Regions from separate parts of the Homo sapiens genome. Here region 2 is linked to region 1. A link is a loop called in an ENCODE intact Hi-C map of the cell type or tissue named here. Cell type or tissue: endothelial cell of umbilical vein. All regions are shown on one strand. Each heading gives the region's core, and the rest is flanking DNA. Links, peaks and the distances in the headings are about the cores only.

What was found. Hi-C counts contacts between places; a loop is a spot of excess contacts. Peaks named below come from ENCODE experiments on the same cell type or tissue, not always from the same donor. Only the 100,000 strongest peaks of a DNase experiment are listed, where the experiment ranks them.
Region 2: it touches region 1 in a loop (5-fold over the local background); 8 of 110 quality-filtered maps call a loop at or near these places.

Annotation. Positions count from the first base shown.
Region 1 is chr16:81,401,322-81,405,714 of GRCh38, reverse strand. No RefSeq gene overlaps it. Among named protein-coding and RNA genes, the nearest start is that of MIR4720, 18 kb to the right of the region's middle. RefSeq lists an enhancer at 1,888-1,967. In endothelial cell of umbilical vein, for the core only: a CTCF peak has its summit at 2,003 (motif pointing left); a DNase peak (open chromatin) is centred at 1,994; H3K27ac peaks cover 2,432 bases.
Region 2 is chr16:81,509,242-81,513,634 of GRCh38, reverse strand. The region is part of intron 1 of CMIP (c-Maf inducing protein); the gene reads right to left. Among named protein-coding and RNA genes, the nearest start is that of MIR7854, 22 kb to the left of the region's middle. RefSeq lists enhancers at 115-244, 1-782. In endothelial cell of umbilical vein, for the core only: no CTCF peak of the experiment used is centred there; DNase peaks (open chromatin) are centred at 334 and 2,144; H3K27ac peaks cover 3,078 bases.

The DNA of each region.
Region 1 (4,393 bases), core at 305-4,304:
TGATGAGGGCAGGAAAATGTCAGATAAAAGACATTTTCTGATAAGTTAACAGGTTACTTTCACAGTATGCACATTCTAAAGCCCTTGTTTTCACAAAGAGAGAGGAATACCTTTTATGTTAATAATAAAAAGTAGTTTCCCTGTTTGATAAATGTGCAAATATTTAAGGCTGTGGAGAAATAGGGACACTTTTATACTGTTGGTGGGAGTGTAAATTATTTCAACCGTTGTGGAAGACAGTGTGGCGATTCCTCAAAGACCTAGAACCAGAAATACCATTTGACCCAGCAATCCGATTGCTGGGTATATACCCAAAGGAATATAAATCATTCTGTTATAAAGATTCATACATGAGTTTGTTCATTGCAGCACTATTCACAATAGCACAGACATGGAATCAATCCAAATGTCCATCAATGACAGACTGGATAAAGTAAATGTGGTACATTTACACCATGGAATACTATGCAGCCATAAAAAGGAAAGAGATCATGTCCTTTGCAGGAACATGGATGGAGCTGGAAGCCATTATCCTCAGCAAAGTAACACAGGAACAGAAAACCAAATACTACGTGTTCTTGCTTATAAGTGGGAGCTGAACATTGAGAACACATGGACACAGGGAGGGGAACAACACACACTGGGGCCTGTCAGCAGCGGGGTGTGAGGTGAGGGAAAGCATCAGGATAAATGGCTAATGCATGTGGGGGGCTCAATACCTAGGTGATGGGTTGATAAGTGCAGGAAACCACCATGGCACACGTTTACCTATGTAATAAACCTGAACATTCTGCGCATGTATCCCGGAACTTAAAATAAAATAAAATTTTAAAAAGTGGAATTTGGGGGTGTCACAGTTCCTGCCTGGGCCCCCCATGGTTGGGCTCTGGCTGTCACTCAGAGGGATGAGGCTGGAGTGCCAGGCCCCAGCCAGATCAGGAAAGGCCTCAGAACTCACATTAAGGAGCTTGAATTTCATCCCGAGTTTATTGGGAAATTGTTGGTGGATGTTAAGTAGGAAGTAATGTGATCAGATTTGCATTTTAGAAAAATCAGTCTGGCTGCAGAGTGGATGGTGGAAGGGAGCAGGGCAAGGCTGGAGCCAGGGAGGACAGTTAGGAGACTGCTGGGGCCATCAGGGTGTACGTGTGTGTTGGGGAGGGGGCAGTGGTGGTCTGAGTCATCCAGAGGGCATATTATGGTGGCATGGATCATTTGGAGGGGGGGGGTATGGTGATGGCTTGATTCATCTGGGATGGGGTGGGGTTTACAGTGGCCCCCATCTTCTGTGAGGCTGGGGGAAGAAGTAACTGTGACCTGGATTAATAACTGGGCAGTGGGGAAAAGAGCCATGTGCAACCTACCCTCTGTGGCCCGTGCCAGGCACGGCTCATGTAACCCTCCTAGCAAACCTCTAGGGTAGCTCCACTGTGATTACTGCCAGCATTTTACAGGCAACGGCACAGGTGCACAAAGGGCTTACCCTTGCCACGGTCACAGCGGCGGGACCCCGGCCTCAGCAGCGGGACACCAAAGTCTGAGCTCAGGCTCAGAGAGACGTCCCAGCACTGTTTCAGAGGCAGCACTGTGGGGTCTCAGGGCTGGATTCCGGCTCGGGGGCAGGGTAACTTGTGTCTGGGTGGACTGTTCATGGGCTGCCCACCCTCACATGTGGACAAAGAACTCAGTTCCTGCTGTTCAGCCCGGAGCCGCCACCTCAGACCTGCTCATGCTGCAAATGGAGGGAAGGTGGCCCTGACCTGGGTGGGTGCAGAGGCGGCGCAGCTTCCCCAAGGCAGGCATGGACCAGACCGAGCTCTGACGCTGAAGGTCATGGGCAGCCCCGAGTCAGGGCCATGAAGGGTGCGGGGGACCCGGCCCACCATGCCTCTCCACCATCGCCAGTGTCCAGCGATCCCTTCCGCACCGGACCTGCCTGGGAGGGGAGAGGACAGCGGCCGCTACCTTCTTCTTCGCCGCGGCCCTCGTGGGTTTGGGGCGCCCTCTGCTGGACGCTTTTATGGCCTGCGGTCTGATGCCAGGACGGCCTCAGGGGTTTGGTGACGGGACTGGGAGGAAGTCACAGGGAGAAGGTGGCCGGCCGATCCCCTGCCGTGAGAAGGAAGACACAGGGCAAACGAGCCTATGCTTTTCATCTCCCAGTTTTCGTGCCTCTTTCAATAGGGGTCTACCCCGTCGGCACCCCTAAATCCCCCACCCCATCACCCACTACAGACTTTTAGTGCATTTTTTATTTAGAATTCATTGATCCCACAATAATCAATTAAAATAATATTATTTATTCAAATTATTCAAATATTATTCAAATTATTTTAATGGTTGGAAGTACTCTTCCTGCTTATGTATTGATTTATTGGCTAGTATTTGGGTGCACAGAACCACTCCCGCTAACAGCTCTCCCTGGAGTGGCCATGGTATGCCCCATTCTCCATCACCCAGCTTCATCTTCACTTCTATTTTTTTTTTTTTTTTTTTTTTTGAGACAGAGTCTTGCCCTGTCGCCCGGGCCGGAGTGGAATGGTATGATCTCGGCTCACTGCAAACTCTGCCTCCCCGGTTCAAGCGATTCTCCTGCCTCAGCCGCCTGAGTAGCTGGGATTACAGACAGCCACAACCACACCCGACTAATTTTTATATTTTTAGTAGAAATGGGGTTTCTCCATGTTGGCCAGGCTGGTCTCAAACTCCTGACTTCAAGTGATCTGCCCGCCTCAGCCTCCCAAAGTGCTGGGATAACAGGTGTGAGCCACTGCACCCAGCCAAATCTATTATCAAGCCCATTATTCAGATGAGAAAACTGAAGTCCTGGCAAAGATTAAGTCCCGTGTCCAAGGCCCTCGATCAACGCTGGGCCAGATTCCCAGGCCAGTGCTCTCTTTTGCCTTGCCAGCCCTCCTGGCAGAGCTATAGCAGGCCCTGGCTAACACACAGGGATCCCCGACTTGTGCCTGCTATGCCTCAGTTTCCTCCTCTGCAAAATAGAGATAACGATAACAGCACTTACCTCAGAGGGATCATGTGAAGAGGAAAGGAACTAATACTTACATATATAACATTCTTGGCCAGGCGTGGTGGCTCACGCCTGTAATCTCAGCACTTTAGGAGGCCAAAGTAGGAGGATCCCTTGAGCCCAGGAGTTTCAGACAAGCGTGGGCAACGTAGTGAGACCATCTCTACAAACAATTTACAAGTTAGCCAGGTGCAGTTGCATGCACCTGTAGTCCCAGCTACTCAGGGGGCTGAGGGGGGAAGATCGCTGCCCAGGAGGTCAAGGCTGTAATGAGCCATGATCGTGCCACTGCACTCCAGCCTGGGTGACAGAGCAAGACCCTATCTCAAAAGAAAAGAATAAGCATTAAAATACATACATATATATATAAAATAAAATCCTTAAAGCCTGGCACAAGATGACTTCTCAACAAATGTGGGGGCGAGACGCGGTGGCTCACACCTGTAATCCTGGCACTTTGGGAGACCGAGGTGGGCGGGTCATCTGAGGTCAGGAGTTAGAGACCAGCCTGGACAACATGGTGAAACCCTGTCTCTACTAAAAATACAAAAACTTAGCCAGGCGTGGTGGCGGGCGCCTGTAATCCCAGCTACTCGGGAGGCTGAGGCAGGAGAGTTGCTTAAACCTGGGAAGTGGAGGTTGCAGTGAGCGGAGATTGTGCTACTGCACTCCAGCCTGGGCGACAGAGCAAGGCTGTCTCAAAAAAAAAAAAAAAAAAATCAACCAAACAAAAATGTGGGGTTTTAGTATCCACCAGCCTAGTACTCTCAGCCCTGGTTGCAAATCCACCTGGGAGATTGATTGTAATTAACCAATTAGAGCAGGACTGCCTCTAATTGGTCTCAGGTGGAGCCCAAACACGGGCGTTTGTGGAATCTCCCCAGGTGGTTCTCATGTTCAAGCAAAGGTGTAAAGTGCCAGGCCAGAGCCTCCACCGCAGGGCTGGTGTCCTGGGTGCCCAGGACAGTGGGCGGCAGCTGGCAGGTGCCAGGAAATGCTGAATGGCTGCTTCATCGCCCTTGGTGTCTACATTGCTTGTTACTCAGCATCGGGAGTTTAGATGTCATCTCCCATCAGTTAGGAGGGAGGTCACCCACTCAGACCTAGGTCATCGGCTCTGAAATAAAGATGGGCTTTGTCCCATTCTGAAATTCCCTAATCCAAACATGAAGTCATCCCAGCCCTGCCTTTGGAAGTTCCACTCAGGACTGAGCCAAGAAGGAGCCTGCCTCTTTCTTTCTAAAGTCACAGGCTGCGGGGCTCTGGATTCCCGGGATACGTCCAAAGGAGAAATTTGGGTCTAGCAAGGATAGGGGGTTGAGCAGAGGTCACTGAGCTCCCGCCACGGGCATGGATCCGGGC
Region 2 (4,393 bases), core at 260-4,259, 110 kb before region 1:
CAGGCCAGAACGGACCGGGGGGTTCCCAAGTCAGCACCCTCAGCACAAGCTGGAGGTACAATCCCAGCTCCACGCCGGCTCAGCCCCAGGAAGGTGTCCCCGACACGGCAGAGAAACAAAGGCCAGCTCTATTTGCAAACTGGCCTCCTGGAGAATCCCGGGGTGGAAAGGAGCCCACTCCAGCCAGGTGGTATGGCAGATCAGCTTGCAGTCCTGTCATTCACTCAACAGCCGTTTCCGGAACACCTACTATGCGTGGGGCCCAGGCCAGCCGCGCTGGCTGTCTCCTCAACTCCAGCCTCTTGCTGGGACCTTGGCAACCAGGCCCAAGAGAAAGGCGGCTCCTCTGAATAGCCTGCTGGCAGGAAGCCCCACACTCTGGGTCTGGTGAGCAGCAACGGATGCAGGCAGGCCCCGCTCTACGAAAACTCGATCTAGGGGGAGAATCTTCCAACCTACCAAGAAGAGGAAAGAACTCAGAGGTTTACCAGAGGGCAAGGGATCAAAATCAAAACTCAAAAGCTCCCACCAGCCAAAAATGGGCCAACCGGAGCATCCAAAAGAATAGTAACTGCAAGGAATTGAAATTCATCAAATAAGCCGGACATGGTGGCTCACGCCTGTAATCCCAGCACTTTGGGACGCTGAGGAGGGCGGATTGCTTGAGACCAAGAGTTTGAGACCAGCTTGGGCAACATGGAGAAACCCCATTTCTACTAAAAATGCAAAAATTAGCTGGGTGTGGTGGTGCGTGCCTGTAATCCCAGCTACTTGGGAGGCTGAGGCAGGAGAATTGCTTGAACCCAGGAAGCAGAGGTTGCAGTGAGCTGAGATCATGCCACTGCACTCCAGCCTGGGTGACAGAGTAAGACTCTGTCTCAAAAAAAATTATTATTTTAATTATAATTATTTTGTGGCCAATTAATTTTATTAATAAAAAAGAAATTCATCAAATATAAATTTAAATCCATGAATTCATGTTGATATTTAAAAAAAAACCTTTGGAAGATGCTACAAAATCAGTTTATTACTCTAAACTTGATACAAAGGGGAAGAGTGAAGCATTTCTGCTGCCTTTCCTGTACACACTAAACATTGCAACAACCATGTAGCTGATGAAGTGAAGCCCTTCTTCGGATGATCCCATCTGACAAATGAGGAAGGAAAGGTAGAGCTAAAACACCTGCCCTTTGCAATCTCTAATGAAATAATGCACCTGAGCAGTGATTGCTGGTGCCCACTGGAACATGAGCAGGAAAGGTGATGGGGGTGGTGATGGATAGATCAGGCAGCCAGCACCAGAACCTGCCCATCAACCACAGCAAGAAAGACCCCCACCAAGGCATGAGGGACCCTGGAGTGAGGCAACTGGAAGTGCACAGAAACACCTACCTAGAGAGGAATCATGCCGAAAATTTTAATCCAAATCAACCAAATCTCTAGATCAGTGCTCTCCAATAGAAATACAATGCAAGCCACATGTTTAAAACTAAATATTCTAGTAGCCACATTTTAAAAAAGTAAAACAGGTGAAATCAATGTTAATAATATATTTTAACCCAATATATCAAATATATTATCACTTCAACATATAATCAATACAAAAAATGAGTAGTGAGATACTGTATATTTTTTTTCATACTAAGTCTTCAAAATCCAGTGTGCGTTTTACACTTAGAGCACATCTCAATGAGGACCTCATTTCAAGTGCTCAGCGACCATGTGTGGCTGGTGGCCGTGGTATTGGACAGCACAGGTCTAAAACTAACTAGAGGCCAGGTGCAGTGGCTCACACGTGTAATCCTAGCACTTTGAGAGGTAGAGGTGGGCAGATCACTTGAGCCCAGGAGTTCGAGACCAGCCTGGGCAACATGGTGAAACGCCATCTCTACAAAACATACAAAAAATTAGGCAGGCGTGGTGGTGCACACCTGTAGTCCCAGCTACCAGGAAGGCTGAGGTGGGAGGATCATCTGAGCCTGGGAAGTTGAAGCTGCAGTGAGCCACGATCATGCAACTGTACTCCAGCCTGAGCAACAGAGTGAGACCTTGTGTAAAAACAAACTAGGAATTCACAAGGTATGCAGGAAATCTACAGGAAATACAGGGAACAGAGGAATGTGTTAAATGACACCATGAGGAAGCAATCAGCAAAACTCAGAATATGGAAAATTCTACAGGGCAGATGACTAACTTAAAGAGATTGTAAAACCTTCAGTAAGCAAATACAGGGTGTAGACCACGTCCGGAATCTTAAATGAGCAAACCAATAGTAAAAATCATGAATGAAATAACTAGGGAAATGTGAACATTGGACATTTGATATCAAGGAATTATTGTTAGTTTCTTAGGCATGAGGATGGTATTACATTTATATCTATTTGTTAAAAGATACTTTATTTTTTAGAGATTCCTATTTAAGTCATTTCTGATGAACTAACAGCATGTCAGGGATTTGCATCTAAACAGTGGCTGGGAGAGAGGGAAGCATACAGAGGCAGCTACACCCCAAGACTCATCATAAGCTGGGAACTGTTGAAGCAGATGATGAGTACATGGGGGTTCATTTTACTCCCCCATGCTCTCAGTATATGTTTTAAAATTTCCCAAAGTTAGGCTGGCAGCTGTGGCCCAAGCCTGTAATCCCAGCACTATGGGAGGCCGAATCAGGTGGATCACCTGAGGTCAGGAGTTCAAGACCAGACTGACCAATATGGTGAAACCCCATCTCTACTAAAAATATAAAAGTTAGGTGGGCAAGGTGGCATGCACCTGTAGTCCCAGCTACTCAGGAGGCTAAGGCAGGAGAATTGCTTGAACCTGGGAGGTGGAGGTTGCAGTGAGCTGAGATCTCACCACTGCACTCCAGCCTGGGCGACAGAACAAGACTCTATCTCACCAAAAAAACAAAACAAAACAAAATAAAGGTTTGTGATTTGTGATTTTTTTTGTTTTAATGAAGGAAAAAAAAACATTGGTCTTGGACTGGTCCATCACAGTATCTGAGAAAGGTGGTAGTGAAGTGTAATTTTGAAAAGACCTGGAATCGCACCTCCAGGACTTAAATCCTGGCTTTGTGCCTGGCTGGTTGTGTGACTTTGTGCATGTCCCTTTGCTTGCTAAACCTCAGTTTACTCACCTCCTAAACAGGGCTACTAACAATAGTGTTTCCTCAGAAGACTGTCAAAGGATTAAACTAATCCAAACCAAGTGCTTAGCTGAGAGCACATAATAATGTTAGGTGGTAATAACACTACCATTATTGACATTGTCATCATTATTATTAGCAAAAACATCAGTGATGAAGTGATGAGGGCGGCCATCATGGTCCCACTTGGGCGACTCACACCCAGGGAAACAAGGGCCCTGACACCTGCTCCGTGGAGCTCCTGGGCAGCTGTGAGGAGCGAGCACCCCCTCGTCCCCGATCAGACCTTGAGAACTATAACACAAAGAGGGTGGCAGCCCCGCAGCAGGATGCTGACGTCACTGTCGTCAATACCTTGATAGAGGCCCAAGAGACAAAGTCACAGCCAAAGTGAGCAGAGCTTTTGCCAAACGCCCCATTAAAGATACAGGAAAAGCATCCTCATCTAAAATCCTGATGGAAATTGATCAGAAAATGAGGTTCAATTTGCCAGCCAGGTCTGATTCAGGCATACTTCCTTTGGGGCAGGACTTCTCCGTGAGGGCAGGATGTCCGGAGCTCCTGACAAAGGGGCCCCCAGCCAATCACTGCATCAGATCCATCACACTTCCATGCTCCTGCCCACCAGGAAACTCACCTGTTCTCTCCTCCCTGGTTAAGGGAGACAGGAAGACAGCAAGCTGAGGGGTCTGGGTCCCAGTTAAGACCCAGCCCCAAGGATGTGCAGCTGGGGCAGGTAGGCCTCAAGAGACATCTGTTCAGACCATGCCCTTGGGTTATCCAGGCAGCATTCCTGAAACCAGGGTTGGAGCCCTGACCCCAACCCTAGGGTAGGGCTCTGCTTAGGGCCGCCCTGGCTCGACCTGCTCAGGATGACCAGAGGGAGGCGGACAGAGTGGGCGGAAGGGAAAGACAGCCAGACTATGACCCCCGAGTACCTGCACATCAGGCACCAACATGAAAGTCATTCCCATTTTTAGAGCTAAAAAACCAGAAGCTCAGAGAGGTGCCAGAGGCAGTGCACGCAGGAAGGAGGCAGCCCCAATGTCAAACCCAAGTGCCTATCTCCAAAGCCAAACTCCCACCAATGTGTTATGCCGAGCTAGGTGACAGGAAGCAAGCCCCCAGACACACACACAGGCAGGGAACTGTGCAGGCTGAGGGCACATCAGCATCATTCCGGTGGGCTCTCCAGCTGGGTGGTCCTGCCCATGCCACATCTCTCTGCACCTGCTTGCGCATCTA